Linked DNA regions of Homo sapiens: all the other regions are linked to region 2. Evidence: read pairs that join two places in POLR2A ChIA-PET (ENCODE). Cell type or tissue: OCI-LY7. All regions are shown on one strand.

What was found. Peaks named below come from ENCODE experiments on the same cell type or tissue, not always from the same donor. Only the 100,000 strongest peaks of a DNase experiment are listed, where the experiment ranks them.
Region 1: POLR2A ChIA-PET joins it to region 2 with 18 read pairs; 14 of 35 experiments call an interaction of 5 or more read pairs at or near these places.
Region 3: POLR2A ChIA-PET joins it to region 2 with 54 read pairs; 16 of 35 experiments call an interaction of 5 or more read pairs at or near these places.
Region 4: POLR2A ChIA-PET joins it to region 2 with 24 read pairs; 9 of 35 experiments call an interaction of 5 or more read pairs at or near these places.
Region 5: POLR2A ChIA-PET joins it to region 2 with 16 read pairs; 17 of 35 experiments call an interaction of 5 or more read pairs at or near these places.
Region 6: POLR2A ChIA-PET joins it to region 2 with 15 read pairs; 12 of 35 experiments call an interaction of 5 or more read pairs at or near these places.

The regions. Positions count from the first base shown.
Region 1 is chr1:198,608,840-198,612,839 of GRCh38, reverse strand. No RefSeq gene overlaps it. Among named protein-coding and RNA genes, the nearest start is that of PTPRC, 28 kb to the left of the region's middle. In OCI-LY7, no CTCF peak of the experiment used is centred here; no DNase peak of the experiment used is centred here.
Region 2 is chr1:198,679,499-198,683,498 of GRCh38, reverse strand. The region is part of intron 2 of PTPRC (protein tyrosine phosphatase receptor type C); the gene reads right to left. It also overlaps the pseudogene PEBP1P3. Among named protein-coding and RNA genes, the nearest start is that of PTPRC-AS1, 14 kb to the right of the region's middle. RefSeq lists an enhancer at 1,259-1,829. In OCI-LY7, no CTCF peak of the experiment used is centred here; DNase peaks (open chromatin) are centred at 1,508 and 2,061; H3K4me3 peaks cover 3,642 bases; H3K27ac peaks cover 4,000 bases.
Region 3 is chr1:198,619,395-198,623,394 of GRCh38, reverse strand. No RefSeq gene overlaps it. Among named protein-coding and RNA genes, the nearest start is that of PTPRC, 18 kb to the left of the region's middle. In OCI-LY7, CTCF peaks have their summits at 3,473 and 3,688; DNase peaks (open chromatin) are centred at 64, 634, 1,694, 2,324 and 4 weaker places; H3K4me3 peaks cover 4,000 bases; H3K27ac peaks cover 4,000 bases.
Region 4 is chr1:198,594,440-198,598,439 of GRCh38, reverse strand. It overlaps LOC124904478 (a long non-coding RNA gene), which reads left to right. Exons shown (of 2, transcript XR_007066781.1): 2 at 457-716. Among named protein-coding and RNA genes, the nearest start is that of PTPRC, 43 kb to the left of the region's middle. In OCI-LY7, a CTCF peak has its summit at 2,342; DNase peaks (open chromatin) are centred at 189, 569, 1,239 and 2,399; H3K4me3 peaks cover 3,231 bases; H3K27ac peaks cover 3,451 bases.
Region 5 is chr1:198,629,445-198,633,444 of GRCh38, reverse strand. No RefSeq gene overlaps it. Among named protein-coding and RNA genes, the nearest start is that of PTPRC, 7.6 kb to the left of the region's middle. In OCI-LY7, no CTCF peak of the experiment used is centred here; a DNase peak (open chromatin) is centred at 2,352; H3K4me3 peaks cover 1,369 bases; H3K27ac peaks cover 2,612 bases.
Region 6 is chr1:198,603,324-198,607,323 of GRCh38, reverse strand. No RefSeq gene overlaps it. Among named protein-coding and RNA genes, the nearest start is that of PTPRC, 34 kb to the left of the region's middle. In OCI-LY7, a CTCF peak has its summit at 1,615 (motif pointing right); a DNase peak (open chromatin) is centred at 1,693.

The DNA.
Region 1 (4,000 bases), 71 kb after region 2:
TTTAAGAAAAAGACAATAAATTTAGTAATCAAGTAAGCATTATACTTAAAGTGCGATCCCAATTACGAGCATTTTTAAGATAAAATGGGTTTTATGCCTTTCTCAAGTAGACAGGGAAATCTGTGAGACGAGACATCAACAACATTTGACATTTGGGAAAAGTCATAGCAGGGCTAGGAGGAACCACGCATAGACTTTTGTTAGCCAGATATTGACTGAGTTTCCTGAGTCCTCTTTCTCATAGTTACAGTGCTGTTTTGGTTTGGGCACAGGATAAAAATCAATCAAGAAAGATCATGAATAGAAAAAAAAGGACAGATTAATTTAGGTTTTATCATCAAAAACTATCTGACAAAAGTTGGTGTAAAAAAATCTAAAAGAAACAGCATCATATCTAGATAGGGCAAACTTTAAAAGCCAGATAACGACACTCAGTTTTCTGAGACCTCTTTCTCATAGCCATGGTGCTGTGCTGTTTTGGTTTGGGCACAGGATAAAATCAATCAAGAAAGATCATGAATAGAAAAAAAAAAAAAAGAACAGATTCACTTAGGTTTTATCATCAAAAACTATCTGGAAAATGAGATCACATGGACACAGGAACGGGAATATCACACTCTGGGGACTGTTGTGGGGTGGAGGGAGGGGGGAGGGATGGCATCGGGAGATATACCTAATGCTAGATGACGGATTAGTGGGTGCAGTGCACCAGCATGGCACATGTATACATATGTAACTAACCTGCACAATGTGCACATGTACCCTAAAACTTAAAGTATAATTAAAAAAAAAAAAAAAGAAAAAGAAAATCTAAAAGAAACAACATCATATCTAGATAAGGCAAGATTTAATAGGACAAGTAAGTCATTGCACAAAGATGATTAATGAAACATTTGAGACAAAATCCTCTCATTGACCTAGGTCTTTCCTCTATGACACTATGACGGCAATACAAATTATCATTAAGAGACTTAATTCTCCCTGTTGAAAATATAGGAAAAGATTTTCCTTCTTAGTGCATTCGCCTCAGAAAAATTGTAACTGTAAGCACTTTCTTTTCTCTTTAAGATGTGTGCGGGGGCCTTTTATCAGCTTCATGACCAAGGGCTGTCCTTCTCAAGAACCTAGGAGCCATTTTTTGATATGTACACATAGCATCCCTATCTCTCAGTTTCTGTGGGAGGGTAGAATTCTAACTTCCTCCATGGGCATGTTGCTCCAAGTTGTAAAACTACCTCTTGTCACAGAGACATGATAAGTTTGTTTCTCCCCTGGATAAAGTCAATCAGCTAACGGAAATGTTGACCTTAATCACCATGGGAAAGTTATGACAAATTATGTGTGAGTGTTAAGTCTTCTTACTTGAAGACTAGTTATTGTTTTTATTGAAAACGTGCATGCAATGGGTTACATCTCCTTGGCTATACATATGGGGGCGAGAGTCCTTTCCGCCTTGGTACTCTCTTAGCAGATTGCTTGTGAAGTGCAACATAGTCTGGCTTAATGCTTGTCTTCTAATGCTTAGCTCTAGTACCTTTGTGGAGAGAATTTCTGGGTTAGGAGATGATTTTGGTTTTAATTGTATTTTCATAACACATATCAAGGTTGAATCCGAACTGAACCATCTGAGACTCAAGAACACATTGCAAAATAAAGAAGCTCCTGCCTGGCCAGACTCCTTTATGTCTATTCCCAACAAACTAAATAGATCACTCGGCCAGAGGTAAATTGTTCTGGTGAAGGACAAGCAGAAGGGAGAGTCAACCCTACAATCTAGACACTTTAAATCAGAATCCCTTTCTTTGGTTCTCTCTCAGTAAATGTGTGCAGCTATGTAAGGGTCCTGTCCAAGAACATGATCTCATGTTGAAGAAATAAAGGCAGATACTGGATTCCACTGTTCAAGAGCTCAGAAATGAAACAGAGGTAAAGTTACCTGGAAGCTATTGAAGTATTTCAAGGTCTCTGGCTTATATGAGCCCTTTTCAAAGTCCTAGAAGATATTTAGGTGGTTTTGTTTTTATAAAATTTGCAAAAGTAAGATCTTTCTGTATTCCTTTCGATGAAGAAGACCAGCTAAATCATAAAAGCTTTAGGCTCCTGCTATGAAACGAAAAAAAGAAATAGCAAGGGAGCAAGAAAGTGTGGAAGAGTGTCACTGAATTTATGCATGTTCTAAAGACAGGATTTTCATATGAAAGTAGACACTTTCCAAAAATAGCTACTACAATTCTTAGAATTTTCTTCAAATTCCTGCCAAGTAATAGAAAACTTCAGTTACCCAAATGACCTAAATTCTTGACATTTAACTAAAAAAACCTGTCAGAAAATAGTTCACCAGTACATCTGCTTTTCTTCCACATAATTTATTTCACACAATTAAATACTGACAGCTAAAAAGAAAATAGCATAATCATTACAATGTTAGGTACCATCTTTTGAAAACAGAATGTTTTTGAAATTGGCAAATTTTAAGAATTTAGGAGCTTAAATTATAAAATATGAAAGTACAATATGAATATTATTTTGCTCTGACATACTGAAATATTTCAGCAAACATGCATAAATCGTTATTTATATGTAACTTGTTCATTTTATTATTATAAATATGTTAGGGCATGTGGCAGAAGGAAATGACAACCCTTTGTCCAAACCTCCTTATTTCTAAAAGTTTCTAAATTAAAATAATAACATTCATTAAGTGTAACCCCAAGTGGGTTCAGGTATGGGGATATACAGAAAAAGCAGTCAGTAAAGGTTAATTTAAATGTTTTGTAATGTATGCAAACCTCTAATATGAAAGGGGATATAAAGGACATCCTCAAGCCTGCTGGAATTCTGAAGGATCCTGGGAATGATCTCTCTTACTTTGTGAAGGCGTAGAGTTTTACTGAAGCTTTTACCTTCAGTAAAGGATGGAAGCATGAGACTGGCAAGGGATAGACAGATTTGGGAGTGTGCAGATGTGCATTGGAGGCAGATGACCTGGGCTGGCTTTTTATGGGCCCCACTCCACTCCTGTTCTGGAGGAGCTAGCTTTTAAAAGATTTACTCTATGAGGCCTATGGGGTTGTTGAAGTTGGCTAGAACTTTAGCTTTTATCTTTCCTTCATCCGAATTTCCTGTGAGAGTCCCCTTGACTTTCACAAAATGAATGTGCTATAGAAGCTAAAAGAACAGTATAACAAGAATGGAGATTTCACCTACCACATTATTTTTTCGAATCCAGCGGATGAGGTGCTTTGGCCTATTCATTGTCTGCCACTTGGAATTCCACATGGACAAAGATGGTAGTTGAATCCTCTGGAGCAAGAGCAGTGTCTGGATGTGATGTGTGTAAGAGGTAGAGTGAGGCCAATTCAAGCTAGCTGACAATTCCTCTTGGGCACACAGGTGGTAAGGGAGAGCTACAGGCACCATGGGATCAAAAGACAAGCTACAGGCACCATGGGATCAAAAGACAAGACCTCAACAAACCATGCATTACACACAGATTCTTATTTTTTATGTTCTTCTGTAAATAAAATAATCTTAATGATTTAACAAATATCAGCATTTGTTGCAATAGAAGTCCTTTCCAACCAGACTCAAAGCCCCTGAAGTTGCCTCAGTTTTGTTTATTTGTTTGATGGTTTTGGCTTTTGTTTTTGGTTTTATTTGGACATTGGTTTTTGGTTCTGTCTTTATGATACAATAACATATAGTGATTCTCAAGAAGCAGTGCTGTGTTTGGTAATACCTGCTAATTCATTATTAATAAATTACTAATAATATAAAATAGTAATCATTGGATTCTTGTTCAAAAACAGAAAAGATAAAAATTCTCTTATTATTCACAATTAATTAAGTTATCTTAGCAGCTCAAATGTAAATACTACAGACTAATGAATTAGTTGCTTACATTTTATTAGTAAATAAATCAATGCAATTTTTCTTTTTAGAAATGAACACAAATAATGTTTACTTGGCGCATATATTTCCTTGATCTTTGAGGTATATG
Region 2 (4,000 bases):
TTCTTATGAAAATGTCTGTTTTCATTTACCTAAATCCAGGGATATATACCTGATTTATGCAATATACTTCAGATAGCAAAAACCATTTAATTATATTAATCCCTTAGTAAGTGTATGTTTTTGTAGCTCTTTGCTTCCTCTAGGATAGGTTACGATCATCATTAAAGAACAAAGAATCATCAAAAGATGTTTGCATAAGTGGTGAAATCTTTTATTAGTGTATTTGGTGCTATCAACAGTGTTTACTATTTAATAAGCGGGTACTATGTGAATGGCACTGTCCTAAATACTGTTACATATTATTTTATCTAATCATTATAGAAATCCTACAAAGTAGATGGTATTCTCTTCTTTTCACAGATGAAAGCTCAAAATCATAAAAACGTGTATGCAAGGCTAAATAAAGAACTTGTAGCAAAATGAGTCTAGATTTAAATGCAGATCTGTCTGACTGTAAAAACCCCCATGCTTGTTCAACTGCATTGCACTGTAAGGAAAAAATATTTAATGCTAAATCCAGTATTTGTGCTAAAGAGCTATTAGGGACTCAAAAATGAGTAAATATTATGTATAACCATCAAAATGGGATTCAGAGTACCACACATTAAAACTTATTGTTAAAAAGTGTAAATTGCTGGACAATGACTACAAAAGGGGTAGATTCTTATTTTTCAGAAAAATGGGAAGAAAAGTGAACAGGCCTATGCCTAACAAAAATGGTAGCATGAACTTGTCTGTCCTTCAGTATTTTTACCCAAATCTTTAAGGAAGGAAAAATAGTAGAACATGCAAAAAAAAGTTATGATTATATTATGTCTGTACTTTGAAACAAAGGAAAACATACAAAAGCCTTTGCTGATCAACCTATACCTTGTAAAAGAAGTGGGGTGAGGGAAAGAATAGGTAAATGAAGCTCCCCATAGAAAATAAACAGTGCTAGGACAGTGAGTGTCTGTGAATTTAATCTAGTTATGTAGAAACGTGTTTACAGCACCAACCACAACCCTTTCTAAATGAGCCAGGAGATGAATTAAAATTGTACTTTTTTTTGTGAACTAACTACAATATAATAAAAAAAAGCAGAAAATAAATGCTAGATTATAGGGAGTCCACCTAATAGAAACTAATCTCCCATCTCACAAACAGAATAAAATGTCTGCTGAGGCTGCACAAAAGCCTCCCACTCCTAAAGCTGAGGACAATAAAAGCAAAGGCTGATAAATGCACTGCTTATTTCTTCTTATTTCCCTTTAATGAAAACTCTGAACAGAAACACTTGGCTTACTTTCAAAATCATTAAAGGAACCCAGGCATAATGGGAAAAGCTACACTTTCAAATAGAAGAGGTTTTCAATGTGTTGTTCTCATAAGACTGCTGTTTGCACAGCTAAAAGCTAACAGCAGTGTCTTTACTGCTCTTGTGGTTTCTTCTCTTCGGTGTACTTCTGTTTTTCTTATTCTGAGTCTTTATAGGAAAGGAAGAGGCGCAGCTCATGCGGTTAAGCACACAGGCGCTACCAAATGGTGCAATAGGTTGCCATAGCACCAGCATAATCAGCCCTATCTCGGGGTTAAAACCACAACTTCTCTAGTTGACGTTGAAGCTGCCTGACTATACATTTAACTGCTACAAAATGCTGAATTTCAGATTGATTTGTGTTTGCTTCAATAAAAATGTATTTCAAAAGTAAGGTTAGTTTTATTATGTGATTTATTTCAGAAGCACTTCATTTTGAAAAGCACTCACAAATGATATTTTAATGACAAAAATAAGTTAAACCTAATATTATATTTAAAAACATAAAAAGTCACCATTGATTTGGCCAGCAACTAAGCTTTATTAATTCATTACATTATGCAACTTGGAGAAAATAGATCACAAAGAAAAAAGTAAGACAAAATGTTTATTTGTAAATAGAACTCACATTCCTTTACCACTAGATAATGAAATGATAAAATATAGTCTAGGCAAGGATATTTCCTATTTGTTCAGCAACACTATCACCACATATGAAATACGACCCTACCAGTAGGAAACATCACATTGCACCCTTTGCAAGCAAATGCACTGAAGTAAGTTGAATGGCTCCTTAAATACACACTTGATAGTCTCAAGAAAGATAATGCCTGAAAAAACAGACATGTGTAGAAACATTTTGCTGCCTTGTCACATTCCCTGATACCCTGCAGCTCTAGTTGGTAACCATTTTCCATGCTGTATATTCCTATCAATTGTCTTATGTTTTGACCAAATAATTATTTCATAAGATAGAAAATATTAAAATAATATATTAACATTCGTAAATAATAAATCCTGAAAAGGATCATGAGATCCTTTTCATTTAACTTCTTTGGGAAAATTCATATTGGGCCAGCTCTTCATCCCTTTGTACATCAGAAAATGGTTTCTCTATCTTTAGTAAAGAAGGAACATTTACCGAATACCTACTATTTGATACATTGTCTTATACAATCCTCATAATATCTCTATGTGATAAGCATTATTATTCTTGTTTTATAAAGGACAAAAGGAAGACACAGCTGGTTTAAATATATTGCTTCGAATATAGAGTAACAGTGTAAAAACTCAATCCCAGGTCTACTAGAATCCAAAGCTCCTGCATTTTCTCCTAACTCCATAATGCTGCCTCCTGGGAATAGAGGATTCAGAGCATCTATTTCACATCATTCTCCTGAATTTCGGTACACAGTCCTTGAATTCCTCCTATCTGTGGTCTGTGGCTTCCTTTTCCTTTCCATTGCCTTTACCCTGGTCCAGGTACTTATCATGTCCTATTTCAATAATGTTTATACTCAGTTTCTAAACTGACAACTTCCTCCATCCCTTCCCCATGCATGCTAGATACCGCCACATTGATCTGCTTGTAAAATGCACTGATGTGTCTCTTTCCTGTTAAAATATTTTAGTAGGAGATTCCAAAGTCTTTACGATTCACTTTACATCAATTCCTCTGAACTTTATATAACTTTACATCATTCCTCTTCAGTTAAAAGGAGATTGTTGTATCTATTTTTTTTTTTTTTTCTGAGAGAGTTTTGCTCTGTGGCCCAGGCTGGAGTGCCGTGGCACTATCTCAGCTCACTGCAACCTCCGCCTGCCGGGTTCACGCGGTTCTCCTGCCTCAGCCTCCTGAGTATATGGGATTACAAACATGCGCCACTACACCCGGCTAATATTTGTATTTTCAGTAGAGACGGGGCTTCACCATGTTGTCCAGGCTGGTCTCGAACTCCGTCCTTAGGTAATCCGCCTGCCTCGGCCTCCCAATGTTGTGGCTATTAAACAAGACAGTTTGTGAAGCCTTTAATAATATTTTTAAAATCCTATAAATGAGCCCCGGCTTCCCTGGCTAGTTTTCAGAGGCTGCCGAGTCGCCGCTGCGCCTGCGCCTTGCCTAGTGGCACTCCCAGCTGCGCGCTGCGTTCTTGCACAGCCATGCCAGGGACCTCAGCAAGCGGTCCAGGCCCTTGAGCCTGCAGGAAGTGGACGGGCAGCCGCAGCACTCGCTGCATGTCGCCTACGCCAGGGCGACGGTGGACGAGCTGGGCAAAGTGCTGACGCCCACCTAGGTTAACAGACCCACCAGCATTTCATGGGATGATCTTGAGTCAAGGAAACTCTACACCTTGGTCCTAACAGACCCGGACGCTCCCGGCAGGAAGAAGCCCCAATACACTGAATGGCGTCATTTCCTGGTGGTCAACATGAAGGGTAATGACGTTAGCAGTGGCCCAGTCATCTCCATTACGTGGGCTCGGGCCTCCGGAGGGCACAGATCTCCACCGCTATGTCTGGCTGGTTTACAAACAGGACAGGCTGCTGAAGTGTGACGAGCCCATCCTCAGCAATGGATCTGGAGGCCACAGTGGCAAATTCAAAATGGCATCCTTCTGTCAAAAGTTCGAGCTTGGCCGGGCAAGGTGGCTCACTCCTGTAATCCCAGCACTTTGGGAGGCTGGGGCGGGTGGATCACGGGGG
Region 3 (4,000 bases), 60 kb after region 2:
CAATTTTAAGTGGCATTTTGCAGAAAGAGATTCTCACTTCTGTTTTTTGTTGTTGGGTGTGTGTGTGTGTGTGTGTGTGTGTGTGTGTGTGTGTGTACATGTGTGTTTGCTGGACTGAAAATTGGAAAGGCTGGGGTTTGAGTCTTCCCTTGCTACCATAGAAAGTCTAAGTCTAAAGCCAAAGCAGCTTAAATTCAACCATGGGAATGGGAACTAAGGGATGTAGAGAAATATGATATTGTTTGCATACTCAATCTAGTATGTCTAATCTAGTTATATCCCTAAACGTTTTCTCTTAGCCAATAAATTACATCTTTGCCTAAGTTAGATTAAGTCAAATTTTGTGACAGAAAGTGCAAAGTCCCCACATGGGAAAAGAGTTTCTTCCACTGAAATATTCATTTACTTATTCTTTAACAAATATTTTTAGACTTATATCTAGTATATTCAAGGCACTGGCAATAGGACCCAAGAACACAAAAATAAGTAAGAACAAAGTGCACATTCTACAAGCAGAAGCTCAGTACCAAGTAGTGAAACAGACTTATAAAAAATAATGAAAATGGAGTGTGATTAAATTGTCATGGCATTGAGACCTAAAGGAGGAAGTGATCAACTATGCTTGAGTGGGCAGTAGAAGGTGCACAGGGGACACCTGTGAGCTGAGTGGGGGAAGACAACAATTAACTTCCAAATAGGGGGTTAGCAGGTAGGAATGCAGGGAGGTTTCCAAAAGAAACATCTCATTTGAACAACTGTAAGTACTTTCTTTAGCAGGCACATAATATGCAGAAGAAGAATTTGGAGAGACGAGCTATACTCAGGCACTGAAAGATCTTGAATGGGATCCTCAAAGATTTGGATTTCAATCTGTGAGCAATCAAGGATCATAAGGCATTGTAAGCAGGAGAGGCATAGGGGAAAATTTATTTTTAATAAAAATCATTCAGTCAGTAGCACAGGATGGGCTTGACTGAGAGGACAATAATCATGACACCACGATGAGGATAAGAACCAAGGAAAAAGACATGAAGCTGTAGTAGGAGCCAGAGGTGAAAGCTATTAAAAATGCCTCATCAATATGTTTGGGACTGTCAGCAGGAGGGGAGCAGTGAAAAACTCCCAGATTATCCCCAAGCATTTAGAGTAGTCAAACTGGTAAGATACAGCTGATGTGGATAAATGTAGTTATTTCTCCATTCTTGCTTAAGTCTGATTTCTCCTGTTTTGCATCTTAAAATGCTTCCTTTTTCTTCCTCTCTGCTACCAATTCATCTCTATTCTCCCTCAACAAAGAATGTACAGCTTGGTAACAATCTAATTTGTTTTTTTCTTTCATCTTCTTTATGTCATGACTCTTTCAGCAAACTTTTAATTGATATACTTTTTCTCTCTCTCCCCCTCCCTCCCTCTTCTCTCTCTCTTTCTTTTCTTTATTTTGTCCATGCACTCACAATGTGTCTCCTGACTTAAAATTCCAGGAGGGGTGGGATGTGGAGTAGAGATGTGGTGGAGATTGCTCAGACTTAAAGCCTGAGCATTTTTCAGGCTGGGTCCTCTACAACATTTTGTCCATGTGGTATCTCACCAGCACATAGTGTAGAAAGTGTCACCTTGGCCTACAAGATGTAAAACAGCTAATGGAGGGCTCAAATGTAGCTCTCCACAAACTTCTCTCTTACTTTTGATGTGGGCGGAAATGAGCTCTGCCTAAAATGCTCCATTGGTTTCGCCCCTCCTAGCTGGGTGGTGCAACTGCAAAGAATGTGCTGTGAACCTTGTGAGCGAACATTTGAGCGCCACAGATCCATGACCTGTGGCAATAACTTAGGAAACTATAAAACCAGAAGCATAGTGACGCTAACAATAGGAACTTGGCCTTTCCTTCGTCTTACTATGGAATGCCTTCCTGGCCCACAACTCAAAGGTGCCCTTAGAGTAGCATCTTCAGGAGTGCTGATGCACTTCCTTTGTGATGAACTAAACAGCCTCTACTGTGCTGCAGAGCAAGAGTGAGACAGGAACATGTGCTCACAGGAAGTCAGTGGTTCCCTTTTTAACAATACCTGCTCCCAGTTCAGCCTTTTATAACTGCCTTTCAGAGCTTTTATGTGTTGGACAGAGAAGCTGGGCTCTACTCTACTGTCCCTCCCCTCCTGTGGGACTCCTTTCCAGTGGCTGGGTAGAGGGGAGTTTGCTGGGGCAGGAAGCAGCAGAGGGAGTTCCACAGCAAAGGATGAGACTCAGCGCAAGCTCACAGCTGTGTGAGCCAAGTTCAGTGCCTAGCTTAGATTCCACCTGTGGTTGTGGTAGGGGAGGCCAGCGGAAGTGTAATTCCTTCCGCATGACAGCCGATCAAGGTTCATATGTATGTGACATGCATATTAGGGCCAGCAGTTCCTCCTAAACAGGAGAGGTCCTCCCCTCCATGACACACACACATCCTGCCCTTAGCTAATATTTACATGCTAACTCTGGACAATTCTTCATTTAAATAAAAAATGAATAATTTGAGGACACCTGAAATGGGTTGAAAATGTCTGTTATGCTTAGAGATAAATGAGTGATGACACCATGCGGTTGATTATCTCCACAATGGTAAAGAAATAATTTAAGAGAGAAAAACAAGGTGAATAGGACCAGATCAATGACAAAACTGACCTTATCTTCTTAAGTATATTATGAAGGAAAGTACATATTTTCATCTTGGCCACCTGAAGTGAGCTCTGAAGGAACTCCATTCTTTAGATCTATACTTGTGATCCCACTGATCCCAATGAACAAAATTCCTTGAGGCCTGCTCTTTCATTTGTTTCTCTGGAGCACAAGAACCAGGTCCATGTTTACTGTGTTGGAAGACAGTGATCCTCGGCCTGATAGTCTGTGCTGATATATTTAAAAGAATGTAAGTAAATCTACACTTTTCAAATAGAAGAGGAAGTATTCACGCAAATGTGTAGTGCCTCCCTGTAGACGGATATGATCAGCTATTTTAGCTGCAAGTTTACAATTGTTGACATACTATAAAGACCATACTCTCAAGAAAGCATCAGAAAAATTCACTAGTAGTGATATAGTGAATGGTAGAACTAAAAATCAAAGATCTAGGATCTAGTCTTTTTACTGCTATTAATTAGCTGAGTGGTGTTCTACAAATTGCTTGACTTTCTAATCAAGTTAGCAAGTCTCAGTTTTGTAATTGCCAAAACAAATGATTTAAACTTCAGAATCTCTAAGGTTCATATATGCCAATATTTAAATATGGAAAACATTATCTTAGTGTAAGGGCCCATTTCCCCTGAATGAAGGCATATAATGCACAAAGACAATAACAGCACAGCCAGGTTCTGGAGCTGTTTACCAGCCAAGGTGAATCCATCAACTTCCTTTGACACTGTAAGGTGTCTTCTTCTATATCAGTACCCGAAAAAACTCAAGGATCCCTCCTCCGTGGTCATTTGCATCAGTTACATAAGTAGCCTGGTTGAAATCAGCACATTAAGGTATGACTTCCGTCTCCATTTGAAATTGTTTCTCCTCCTAGCAGCTTATGAGGTTTTCCATCCCTCTCTGTTTCTGGTACTCCTGTATCTTTCCTTCTCTCTGCAGCCAGTTTTTGCCTCTCTGCATAATATCTCAGATCTAGCTTCTGTAACTGGTAAGAGGATTACAATTAAACATGCAACCGAAATCTAGAAGTGTTTTGGTACAAGGTATCAGAGCACTGCTGCAGGTAGCTTCTGCAACAACAGGATATGGTGTAGATAATTCTGTCAAAAGATGTATGGTCCTTAATGTAGACATTAATGTCCTCAACAGTGCACCTCAGCTACCTTGCTGTGCATATCAGATTTCAGCAGCAGGGGCAAGTGGGAGTAGTATTGGCACCTTCAGCAAGTTTTGGAATGAGAGATGCCATCAGAGCTGTAAAAAAGAAAGACCAAGGATGGTGAGGGGTGGCATGAGGATGAGTCAAAGGTAGCATACGTGAAACTATCTC
Region 4 (4,000 bases), 85 kb after region 2:
AAAATAGAGTGTTAAAGTAGGGGAGAGGTTCTTAACCTATTCCCTTCACTCTTGTGTGAGAGAAGCTATCATTTAAAACCCTGGCTCTTTTCATACTTCAATCCTACTGATGTTTTTCTTTTCTTTGAGACGGAGTCAGGCTCGAGTGCAGTGGTGTGACCTCTTGGGTTCAAACGATTCGCCTGCCTCAGCCTACTGAGTAGCTGGGATTACAGCTGCATATCACCATCCTTGGTTAATTTTTGTGTTTTTTAGTAGAAATTAGGTTTCAACATGTTGGCCAGGGTGGTCTCAAACTTTTGACCTCAAGTGATCTGCCTACCTCAGCCTCACAAAGTGCCGGGATTACTGGCGTGAGCCACCATGCCTGGCCCCTACTGACTTTAAAAATATGAAGTTGTATGGTTGAAAAGTAACAGATTTTTCTTCCATTTTCTTCCTTTTCTCACTTTTCAGTCAGATAATTGGAATGTTCCCTTTGTAAGGTTGGGAAGAAGGACGATCAAGTGGGTAGCTAGCTCCTTGCACCTCTGTGGAAGAGCTAAACTTCCTCTGTGAAGAGCTTCACCACAGGGCCCTTGGCACTGGGGACAGAGTGGCACATTTATACCAAGCACCCACTTCCACTTTCTCTCTAACACTTGAAAACTTTCACAGTACTTTTTCACTAAGGCTACTGTCAAGTCTGAAAAATAAAGACATTGTTTCACTTAGAAGTTGTATTACCTGTGGATTATTTAAACTCCCCTAAATGACATCTAGATGATATAGTAAGAAATTTGTTGTGTAGTGTACAGTCAACTCAGATACAAAGAATGTAATGGCTTTAGTGAGCCAACTGTACTTGTAAAATTAAAACTTAACCAACATGTTGAATCAGGCACATAAAGTATTGGCTAAATTCATTTGCTTCCTTATAGACATTACTTTAGAAATTCCTCTTTAGTGTTTAAATAAATAATAATCTAAAGTAAAAAGCACAAACAGGAAAATAGGCTTTACAGTTAATTATTTTCTTTTGAAGTTTTATTCTTATTGTTTTTACTCTCAAGAAGTGGCGAAGTATCTTTAACTGGGTAAAAGTAGATTGTCTTTACCAAACTGTATATTTGGGTTTTTGTGAATTCCCAGTATCTTTTGGGGTACATACATAGTGTGCCAACATTTGAAAGTAAACAGAGAAATGAATTCTGCATATAAGTCTGGCTTTTTACGTTAGGTTATGATCAAGACAAGTTGATTTGTTCCTGGACACAAGGTGAGCCCATATGCTACTAGGTTACCCCTCACCTTGCTAGACAGATGCAGATTTATGAGGGCAAACCTTATAGGAACATCCTCTATCATTCCTCAGATGATAAGGCACTGGCTCCCATATTAAGTTTTAACAATCTAGTGAGTGAAAAATGAAAAACAGCGAGTATCTCTGGATTTAATCACAGACACATAAGAAAAGTAAAATTATCATTCAACCTCAGGGATAGTGGATGAAGGCAGAATCTTAGTCTTATAAATTTAATTTAATACATGAAATGCCTCCAAGATTTGAGGCTTTGTGGGATAATAAGAAACAATCACGGAAGACCTGCACTTTGAATAATCCAACGTCAATTTTTGCTTTTTATCTTACTCAATCTCTCAGCAACATTAGACATGGTTGACCCCTTCCTATTTCTTGAAGTATTTTCTGTGCTTGGCTCCCAGGATGCCATACTTTCCTGATTTTTTTCCCATATCATTGGCTTCTACTCCTTTGTCTTTTGTTGATTCAGTCTCAATTCTCCAGCCTCTGAAGTTTAAAATGCACCAGAACCAGTCCATGGACTTATTTAGCCTCACTCTTCCTACTGATCTCCACACAACGCCATGTGTATGCTGAGGACTCTAAAATATTCCGTCTCTTCCTTGGTGTCCAGACTTGAATAACTGCCTACCTGACATTTCAACTTGCATCTCAAACTTAACATAACTCAATTTTCCTCAATAAAACTTTCCTCTCCATTGTTATCCATGTTAGTATATGAGACCATGATTTGGGCAAAAAACTTGGAAATAAATCTTTATTCCTTTTTTTCCCTCATATCCACCCAATCCATCAAATTTTATCAGCACTTCCCTTAAGATATTCTATAATTGTATCATTTGTTACTACCCTTGTCCAAATCTACGTTTACTCTTGACCCCTTGCAATCAATTTTCTACACAGCATCCAACATGTTATTCTTTAAAATGTTAAATATTTTTCTTTGACACATACACTATTGCTGAAAATCTTACAATAGCTTCTCATCACACTTAGAATAAAACCACAGTGCTTTCTTCCTAAAAGGTTCGTATTATTTGAGCACTTGGTTCTCTCTCCAGTCTCATCCTCTCAGTCCTGTGAACTGTCTCAAGCTACAGTGACCCCCACAGTGTTTTTTGGCAAGTCAGTCATGCTCCTATTGCTCTTCTTAAATTTGCTTATCTTTCTGCCTCAAATGTTCTTCCTCAAGATAGCCTCATGGCTCACTCCCTCAATTCCTTCAGTGTATCTTCACATTAATCATTCAAAGAGGGTCTCAAGTAATGTAACCAAATCTATTCCACACTCTCCTTTATCCCCTACCCTGCTCAATTTTTCTTCATGGTCACCAAAAACAAGTAAAAAAATGAGACAATGATCTTCGATACATTGGACATCAAACAATAAAAAACAATAATTTCTGAAAGACTGGAGTCAATCAAGGTGATCTCTAATTTTCCTCAGCTTATTGATTTAAAAAAATAATCCAGACCTCAGAACAGGGAAGAGGAATGCAAGTACAGCCTAGAGAACTTCCTGAGTTGAGGAGATGAAACCAAGAGTCTGGGGAGGCCAACACAGCTGGAGTTTTCAGGATATAGTATATGAAAATAGAAAGCTGCACCAAAAAAACCCAAAAAAAAACAAAACAAAAAAAACAACTCCAGAGACCTGCAGAAGAAGGTCCTTTTTTCAGCAGAATACTGATCAACACATGCATGTGAGGAATCCATCCAAAGCCAGGGGAAAAAAAAACACTCAAAAAATTAGAGAAAGCAGTGTCTAGCATTAACACTGAGCTCTCACCAGCCAGAATGCACAACCATTTAATTCACAGGGCATTAGTAGAGTACTCAGAAGGGTCTTGCCTCAATAGTGGAAAACAATTAGCCCTAGACTAAACACTATTCTGGTCCCACATAATGAATCATAAAAGCAAAACACAAAAATATGAAATTGTTTTTAAGTAGCTGCATTCTACAACAAAGCTCAAAAAGCTGTAGGAATACAAATAACATGCAGTATTCAACAATGCAAATTCAAAGTGTCTGGCATCAAATAAAAGCTTACCAGGTACGCAAAGAAGTAGGAAAATATGACTCATAATGAGAAAAATGTCAATCAATTGAAACTGACCCAGAACATAAGCAGATAATAGAATAAAAGCATAAAAAAAGAATACTGCATTCCATATATTCAAACAAATAAGTAACAACATAAGAATGGTATAAGAAAGACCCAAATCAAATATTCAGAGATAAAAAGTACAATGTATGTGATTTAAAAAATACACCATATAAGATTATCTGATTATTAAGCTTTAGTGATTTTGAACACATAACAATTAAAACTATCCAAAACAAAACATCTAAAATAATTTTCAAAAATGTCATAAATGAACTATGGAACAACTTTAAGTAGCCTAATATGCATTTAATTGGAGTCTCTAGAAAGGGGTGGATAGAAAATACATATGAAGAAATAATGAATGAAAAATTTCCAAACCTGATTAAAACTATAAAACCACACATATACAAGTAGTTCCATGAAACCCAAGGACAAAAAAATGAAGAAAACTACAGCAAGGCACATCAAAAACAAATTGATCAAAACAAAACCAGTGCTAAAAATTAAATATCAAAACCAGTTTAAGAAAAAAAGAACTTTACATAAAGAAGAACAAAGATGAGGATGACAGCAGATTTCTTACTAGAA
Region 5 (4,000 bases), 50 kb after region 2:
ATGAGAAGATTTACACATGAAGCTGTGGCGTGGTCAACATATTGGGGGTTGGCAAGAGTAAGAATTGGGAGAACGGTGGAGAAGCTTGTGCTGTTGCACAGGCAAAGAATGATGACAGTAGAAGTGTTTACCAGTTAAATAAATTACCAAATTACTTAACTCTAGCAATTACAAAATTGTATACACATCCTTATCAATGAATGAAAATATAGGAGCACAAAGGAGAGACTACTTCTACATCTCTAAGATTTGTTCTAGAAATACATTTTTTGCATTCTGTCATTTTGTCTTTTGAAAATTTAGGCATTGAGGGCTGGGCGTGGTGGCTCACGCCTATAATCCCAGCACTTTAGGAGGCCAAGGCAAGCAGATCACTTGAAGTTGGGAGTACGAGACCAGCCTGGCCAACATGGTGAAACCCCGTCTCTATTAAAAATACAAAAATTAGCAGGGTGTGGTGGTATGTCCCCAAAATCCCAGCTACTCAGGAGGCTGAGGCACAAGAATCACTTGGACCCAGGAGGCGGAGTTATGGTGAGCCAAGACCATGCCACTGCATTCTAGCCTCGGCAACAGAGTTAGACTCCATCTAAAAAAAAAGAAAAGAAAAAAGAAAAGAAAACATAGGCATTGAGGAAAGAAATATGTGGTACCGTGTTTGGGTAAAATGCAAATACAGACAAAGACAAGTCTTACCACTGGCAAATTGACCAAGGTGGGAGGTGGTGCTGCTTTGAAAGTTTTTCTCATTTTGAGCACTAGAATCTTAACTTTCCTGGTCATCTTAGATACACCCAGTGCATATATACCTATGTCTCAATGATCAATGCCAACACTGTAGTTCTTTAATATGGTGTTTTAAGAAAATATTTTTCCTAGTGGCCAAGAAACATGGTTAAATCCTAGTTCTAGCAATGATCTCATCTCTCTAATATGGAGATAATAATACTTTTAAGTGTTGCCATGAGAACTAAGCATATTAAGCAAACATTCAATAAATGGTATAAAGTAAACACACTTGGTTATAATTAAACATACACCAACATAGCATACATCCTATTCCTCTTTCTAACCCCAACAGAAGAAATATAGGGAGGGAGAAGAGTTCCCCTAGGACCCGACCAGGAAACATTTTTGCGTTCTGCCATTTTGTATTTTGAAAATTTAGGCATTGAGAAAAGAAATATGTAGTACTTGATAAAACATATCTCTCTGCCTTTGTGTAAAATGCAAATACAAAGATAAGTAGAAAAGAAATATGTGTTCCCTTCTGCAGATGTCACAGGCAAAGTCCTGATGGGTACTAAAGATAAAGAAGAGGTGAAAGAGTTAAACTAGATATGAAAGTAAAGTATTCAACTGGCCTGAAATGAACTTTGGGTTGTTTTTACTCAAAAGTTACTAGGAAGTTGTGGGACCTGCCATATATATTGTTAAAAGATGGAAAGAGGAAATTAAATATTCTTAGCTTTATTAACTTAAAGATACTTGTTGGTTTCAAGATGCATCCTGACTTCGGCAACCCTAAAATATGTTTTATAAAATGTGCATCTTAGAATCAATGAAATACAGAAGCATAGCTGACCAGTGGCAAGATAATATATGATGTTTAATATTTATACCTGATTGAATCCAGACTGCTTAATAAGCCAGTAATAAATACAAAGAACTATACAGCATAGGTAATGAACTCTGAGACCAGTTTCCAAATCCATCTTACTGAGAAAGTCTTGTAACTTTTCACACATGAAGGGAGTCTTCCACTCTGGAGTGGCCTTCTGTGGATTTCATATTTTTCTTGTTCCATGAGGTCTAAGCTGAGATGTATGTGTTTTACTTCAGGCCTCACATTCAGTGTTACAAGCCATGTATAACATTTGTCGATTCCTTTGATGGCTGCAGGTTGCTGAAACCTCTGTCTCTCTGTCTCTCTCTGTCTCTGCATCTCTTTCTGCACTGGCTTTTGGCAATGACTTTCCTGTCTGGGTTCTGCCATTTGCATATCTTGATGCATAAAGACAGCATGGAGCAAGTATAGCAGAGGGTTTAAAATAGCTTCCAAATTCTATGAGGATACATAATGTTGGAAAATGTAACAGTATAAAATAGATGTCATAAATCCATCCATGGTCTATTATATATGCTTAATTATAACCTAGTGTGTTTAAACCATTTATCGAATGCTTGATTAATTAACTAATTTAGATTTCACGACAATGCTAAGATAGTATTATTGCCTTTTCAACATAATAGAAAATAAAAACAAAACATCATGCACACTTCACTGTATCTCTGCTGTCAGTGATGTTTTTCTCACACCATGTCTACCCAGCTGGTGTTCTGCTCACCTGCATGAATTTGTTTACCTTCATGTGCAGTTTTTCATCACTTGTCATACAACTCACATACTCTTTGTCATCAATTTGATGTGAAGCTGTATTTCATAGTGGTTTCTTCTTTGGTAGCTCTGATTACTTGAAAATATAATGGTCTGTGTTTTTTGTTGTTTTTTTTTTTATCCACAAAAAAAAAATTTCTAGAAGTCCATCTCTGAATCACACAGTGGTTTGAGTACACTGTGGAACAGCAACATAACATCAATAACTAATCAGTGGACAGTGTTACCAATGCTGCAAAGGGTGTACTTTCAAATTAAAATTTCGGCATTCATCTTGTAATTAATTCCAATAGAAAATGATCACACACACACACACACACACACACAAAAAAACAAAAGCTTCTTTGAAAAAGCTAAAGCGAATCTCAAAATTGAAAGAACATAGATGTACTGATGTTCCAAGTTTGTAACAGAGTCACAAGGTAAACAGTGACAGGTTACTTATGGATTGAACCCTACTAATCTAAAGTAAATAAAACTGGCCAGGCACAGTGGCTCACGCCTGTAATCCTAGCACTTTGGGAGGCCTAGGCAGGCAGAATGCCTCAGATCAGGAGTTCAAGACCTGCCTGGGCAACATGGCGAAACCCTGTCTCTACTAAAAATACAAAAAAATAGCCAGGCATGGTGGCGCACACCTGTAATCCCAACTACTGGGGAGGCCGAGGCATGAGAATCGCTTGAACCCAGGATGTAGAGGTTGCAGTGAGCCGAGATTGATCATGCCACTTCACTATAGCCTGGGCAACAGAACAAGAATCTGTCTCAAAAAAAAAAAAAAAAGGTAAATAAGAATGAACTAAATAAAATGAGAGCCAAACACATGTAAGAATGTATAATTTTGATATAATGTATTCCTAGAACTTCAATTTGTTGCAAGTCTCAACGATCACACTCTTGACATCTCAAAGTCATTATATATTGCTTTAGCCAATAAACACATTAAAAAGATTCATTGTCTACTCTGATTTGCCTAAAGTTTTTATCATATAAATTCTGATTATGCTGGCTTTAGTTCGATATGATCTTGAGTCTGTCTCTGGGTTGACAAAATGCAATGTAACAAGGAGGTTTTCTTACCCATTTTATTCTTAAAAGCAGCAGCCAGTATGCTGAGTTAGGTAGGTTCTTGCAGCTATTTCAACTCTCTTTTCATCACTCTGTATCATTCTTGAAACTTACTTCCTCCAATTTATCACTAATACCTCTTCATGTTACTTTCTAAACATATCTTAAGTTTATGAACTTCTTCCTGTCTAGACCATCACTATCTTAGACCAAGTTACCAACATCTCAAATAAACAACTGAAACAGCCTCTTAACAGTTTTGCCCATATTTCCTCTAATATTATTTCTCACTAGCCAATCCATTATCCACCTTCATCCTAAGAAGTCTTTTCTAAATAAAATCATATAGTGTGTACCATACCCCATTCCATCGAATTTAGGATTAAAAGAAAAATGCCTAAGAGGACCTCAAAGGGTCTGCATCAATGCTGAACTCTCAGTGAAGCCCCAACTTTCACCATATTTCTTGGCTCCTCATCCCTGTCACACAGGTGTTGGCTTAGACCCTGATTTTTACCATGGTCCTAGGAAGGT
Region 6 (4,000 bases), 76 kb after region 2:
CTGTTTTGGACGAAGTATTCTTAACAGGTTATGTCTGAGTACAACTATGTTGGAAATTGTTCTCAACTAATTTCATATTCAAAATCTATAAAATAATTATCTTCAAAAGGCCCAGAAAGTTTGAGGCATAATCTTTTGACTCTCAGGATTATTGAGTTTCCTTAAGTAGATAGAATGTTTACTTGACATAGTAATAGTTCAATAAATGATAAGCATTGATTATGACATATGGTACTCCTGACATTATATTATGCCAGGATTTCTTAGTCCCTGCCACTACTGACATTTTGATCAGATAATTCTTTGTTGTAGGGATCTGTCCTGGATATTATTAGATACTCAGAAGCACTCCCGACCTCTACTCACTAGATGTCATTAACATCTAGTTTTCAACCAAACCAAAATTTTCAACAACCAAAAATGTGTCCAGATATTGCCAATGTCCTCTGGGGTATAAAACTGCCACAAGTTGAAACCCCTGTATATTTTTTAAAATAAGTTAGGGAAACAACAGAAATGAGCTATATCTTTTACCTTTGATTGGTTTAAAACCACTTTCAATTAACACGGAGTAATCATGGCAGTTTTTCTCTCCTTCTTCCATAGCTATGAAACAGTTACAAGAGAAATGAAGAAAGGTGAGGTGTTATCAGGAGAGAAGGAGATGGAGTAATGCCAAATTGTACCATCTAAACTGTGTGGAGAACACATGCATAGGAATTGTTACTAGGTTGTTCTGTGGTCCATCAAAATCTCCATCTCTGACACATATAAATGCAGAAATTGGTAGCTTTTCAAGTAAAAAAGAATAGGCTTTGTATACTCCAAAGTGATTTTCAATGAAACAGAACATTTACATTTGTCCTTGCTATTTTCCCGGAGTGTGCCATGACAGAATCCTCACCCGGGGTGAACCTCCCACCGATGCCTCATCACACTGGCCCGCCTGTTGTCATTTTTGATGTGGCCTTGTAGAGTCCTGCTCAGAGCTGACTTAGCTCTGGGCTGCTCCTTACAGAAAATGTTAACAAGCACAGGCATTGAGGAAACAGCTCTCCTGCAGGGATTTTGACCTGAGGCCACAGATTCAGGAGTGAGTTTATAGCTTCATAGCATGTTTTTAATTTAGTCACCTCAAAGATTTGTATTTCTCAGACTTGCAAACTGCTCACCCCTCCTCCCATCCCTTGAGGGTCCCCCACCCCCATTCCCAACCCCAGAGGAAGTTTCTCTTGCAAAGAACAGAGAGTCCAGTTAGGTAACTAATGAGCTACATACACTGCTTGATAGACAGCTTTTTCCCTCTTCAAAAGGCAGCTCATAGGGGTGCTTTGTGTTTGTGCACTACCAAAGTCACCACAAATCACCCCTTATGCGGCCACCTCCACCAAATTATTTTCTATTTATGAGACTTGATCACTAAGAGTAGCTTTTAATCTGAATTTTGACAATTGAAATTTTTAGCTACCTCTGAAAACAAAAATAATCATTCATAGAATTAACTTTTTATACAGAAATTTCACATTCTGACGACTTAAAGTGGCAGGTTTTATACAATCTAAGTTTTCTCATTATTGACAGTTTTGTGTCCGGTAATTCTTTGTTGTGAGGTCTGTCCTAGGCATTGCAGGATGTTCAGCAATACCTCTGTCATTTACCCACTAGATGCCAGTAGCAGCCCCCGCCCCTCCCCCACAGTTTTGACAACCAAAAATGTCTCCAGACATTGGCAGATATCCCCTGGGGGTAAAACCACCCCTGATTGAGAACCACTGATCTAATGTGGCACAGAGTAAGTATCTGTCATTTGATTATGTGCTGGAACTTTAGGACTGTTAGACATTTACTACTAGAAACACGTACAGTTACAGATAGCCCTTTTTTCCCCAATAAGGAAAATCCTTAAGAATTTAATTTTCAAAAAACTTTTTTACCAAATATCTTGATAGATATGAAATGGAGAGAAACCCATTTATTAGGAAGCCATAGTTTTTCATTTTTTTGTGAGGGGTTTAAGTAATAAGTGTACATTTTCATAGTCAAGAGAAATATGACAATTCTCTCTGGCAGTTATATACCGGTTTCATGTGGACTTCCCAATTTCCTTGGATCAGGTCCAGAACCTCTGTATTGTAGAGTCTTCAGGGGAAAGCTGGGCCATGAGATAAGTTGAACCTGTTGTTATTCATGCATTTGTGATTGAATAATAGGGAACAAAGTGACTTAACATTTTTCACTAAGAAGATATTATCAAAGCAGCAAGTGCCAAGTTTTACCAAATAGAATTATTAAAAATTAATTTAATTAATGTAGTTTTGATATCACTAGTACATGAGGTACAGTTGTTATTAATATTTTTAATTTTAATTTTATAAAATGGATCAATATCTATGCAACTGTGTAGTTTCTGACTTATCTCAAGTAAGGAATTAAAATAGAGCATATCTATTGCACTTTACAAGCATTATCCTTGACACATAAACTTTAAATAAAGGCTATTTGCTATAATCCATAAGAAAAACTCTGGTGATGAGCAAAGAAGTATGTAACAAGTGGAATAATTACAAAAATGGAAAAATAAAGAAGCACAAAAAATAGTGGCACTGTAAAATGCAGTGACATTTTATACTTAATAGCTTTGCAGTTTAGAGGACACTTTTGCTATTACACCATAATGTATACAAATTAAATAATGAGACCTCAGTGAACAAAAGGCAAATAAATAATTTTTACTTATTCTTACTGTTACTAGAAGCAGGAATGGGATATGGAGTATAAATTTTGTCATGCAATAGGTGGAATACAGTATGATGAAGGGCTTCTCAGTAATTTTGGAGAGATCTTCCAGGTAGCTCAGAAATACATGCTGATCTCTATAAAATCTTTCCTGCTGTGTGATTTCAAAAGGAAGGCAAGCTTGCTTGCAGGCATTATGTAACTGGCAACTGCAATTGGAGAGATGTTATTGCCTGGATCTATGAGGTGCCAAACATGGATAGAAACAGCAGAACTCTAATTGTACAGTTCAAGGTTAATTAAGACATTGTACTTTAAACAACTGACCTTGCAGTGAGTGTGGAGAAGGGATTATCTCCAATTAGTGCATCAATTTTGAGGTAAATTACCATCCACGTGGATTATTTTGGCTTAGCATGGGTTATAGATCAGAGTAAGACACAAAAGATGAAAAAGGAAATGTCAAAAGAAGAGCATCATACAGGGTCAGGAACAACAACAACAAAAATCCATTAGTTGCTTCTGACTAAAAGTCTCGTTAATCATCTAGTGAGAATAAATGGAAACTAATACAAAAACATCGTTAATATTTTATGTTACTTCTAGATCATATTTATGTCTTCATACTTAGGTGTATCTGTAGAGTAAACCAGATATATTATTTCATATAGCAGTTTCTTTTTTCATCACTAGATATTTTATTAGCTTTATGTAGTCAAATGTTAAAAGAATAGCCTTCAAGTATCGTTTCAAATTGGTGAAATGGTGGATCCAACTAATATTTTTAGACAAAATTTCAATGCTTAATGTAGGAGGGTCCTATAAAATTACAGAATTGATAATAGTCTGTTAGGTATTTACATATTTATATACATTATCTCAGTATTTACATGGCTTTAATCAATATTATTTTACCTCCTTGGCTAGATGATCACATTATCCAATTGTATATGAAAGCGGCCTTTGGTAAAAGTGAGGAGCTTGTTTAAAGAGTTTCTACTATAAATCTTATAGAAACTATAATAATAATTACAATTCTATCATTTATTTTTTCATGTAACACACACACCTGCACACCTATGCATGCACACACTTACACACACGCATACATATAAATAACAGGCACTGTCCTATTTTCCTTTTGCTATATGTATGATGTTAGCAAAACAGTTACAGTCCCTTTACTCAAGTAATTCTCAGTGGGGTGTGGTCCACCCTAAGGAGTTTAGGAGTTGCACAATGGGAAGATTATCAAAAGTTTTAA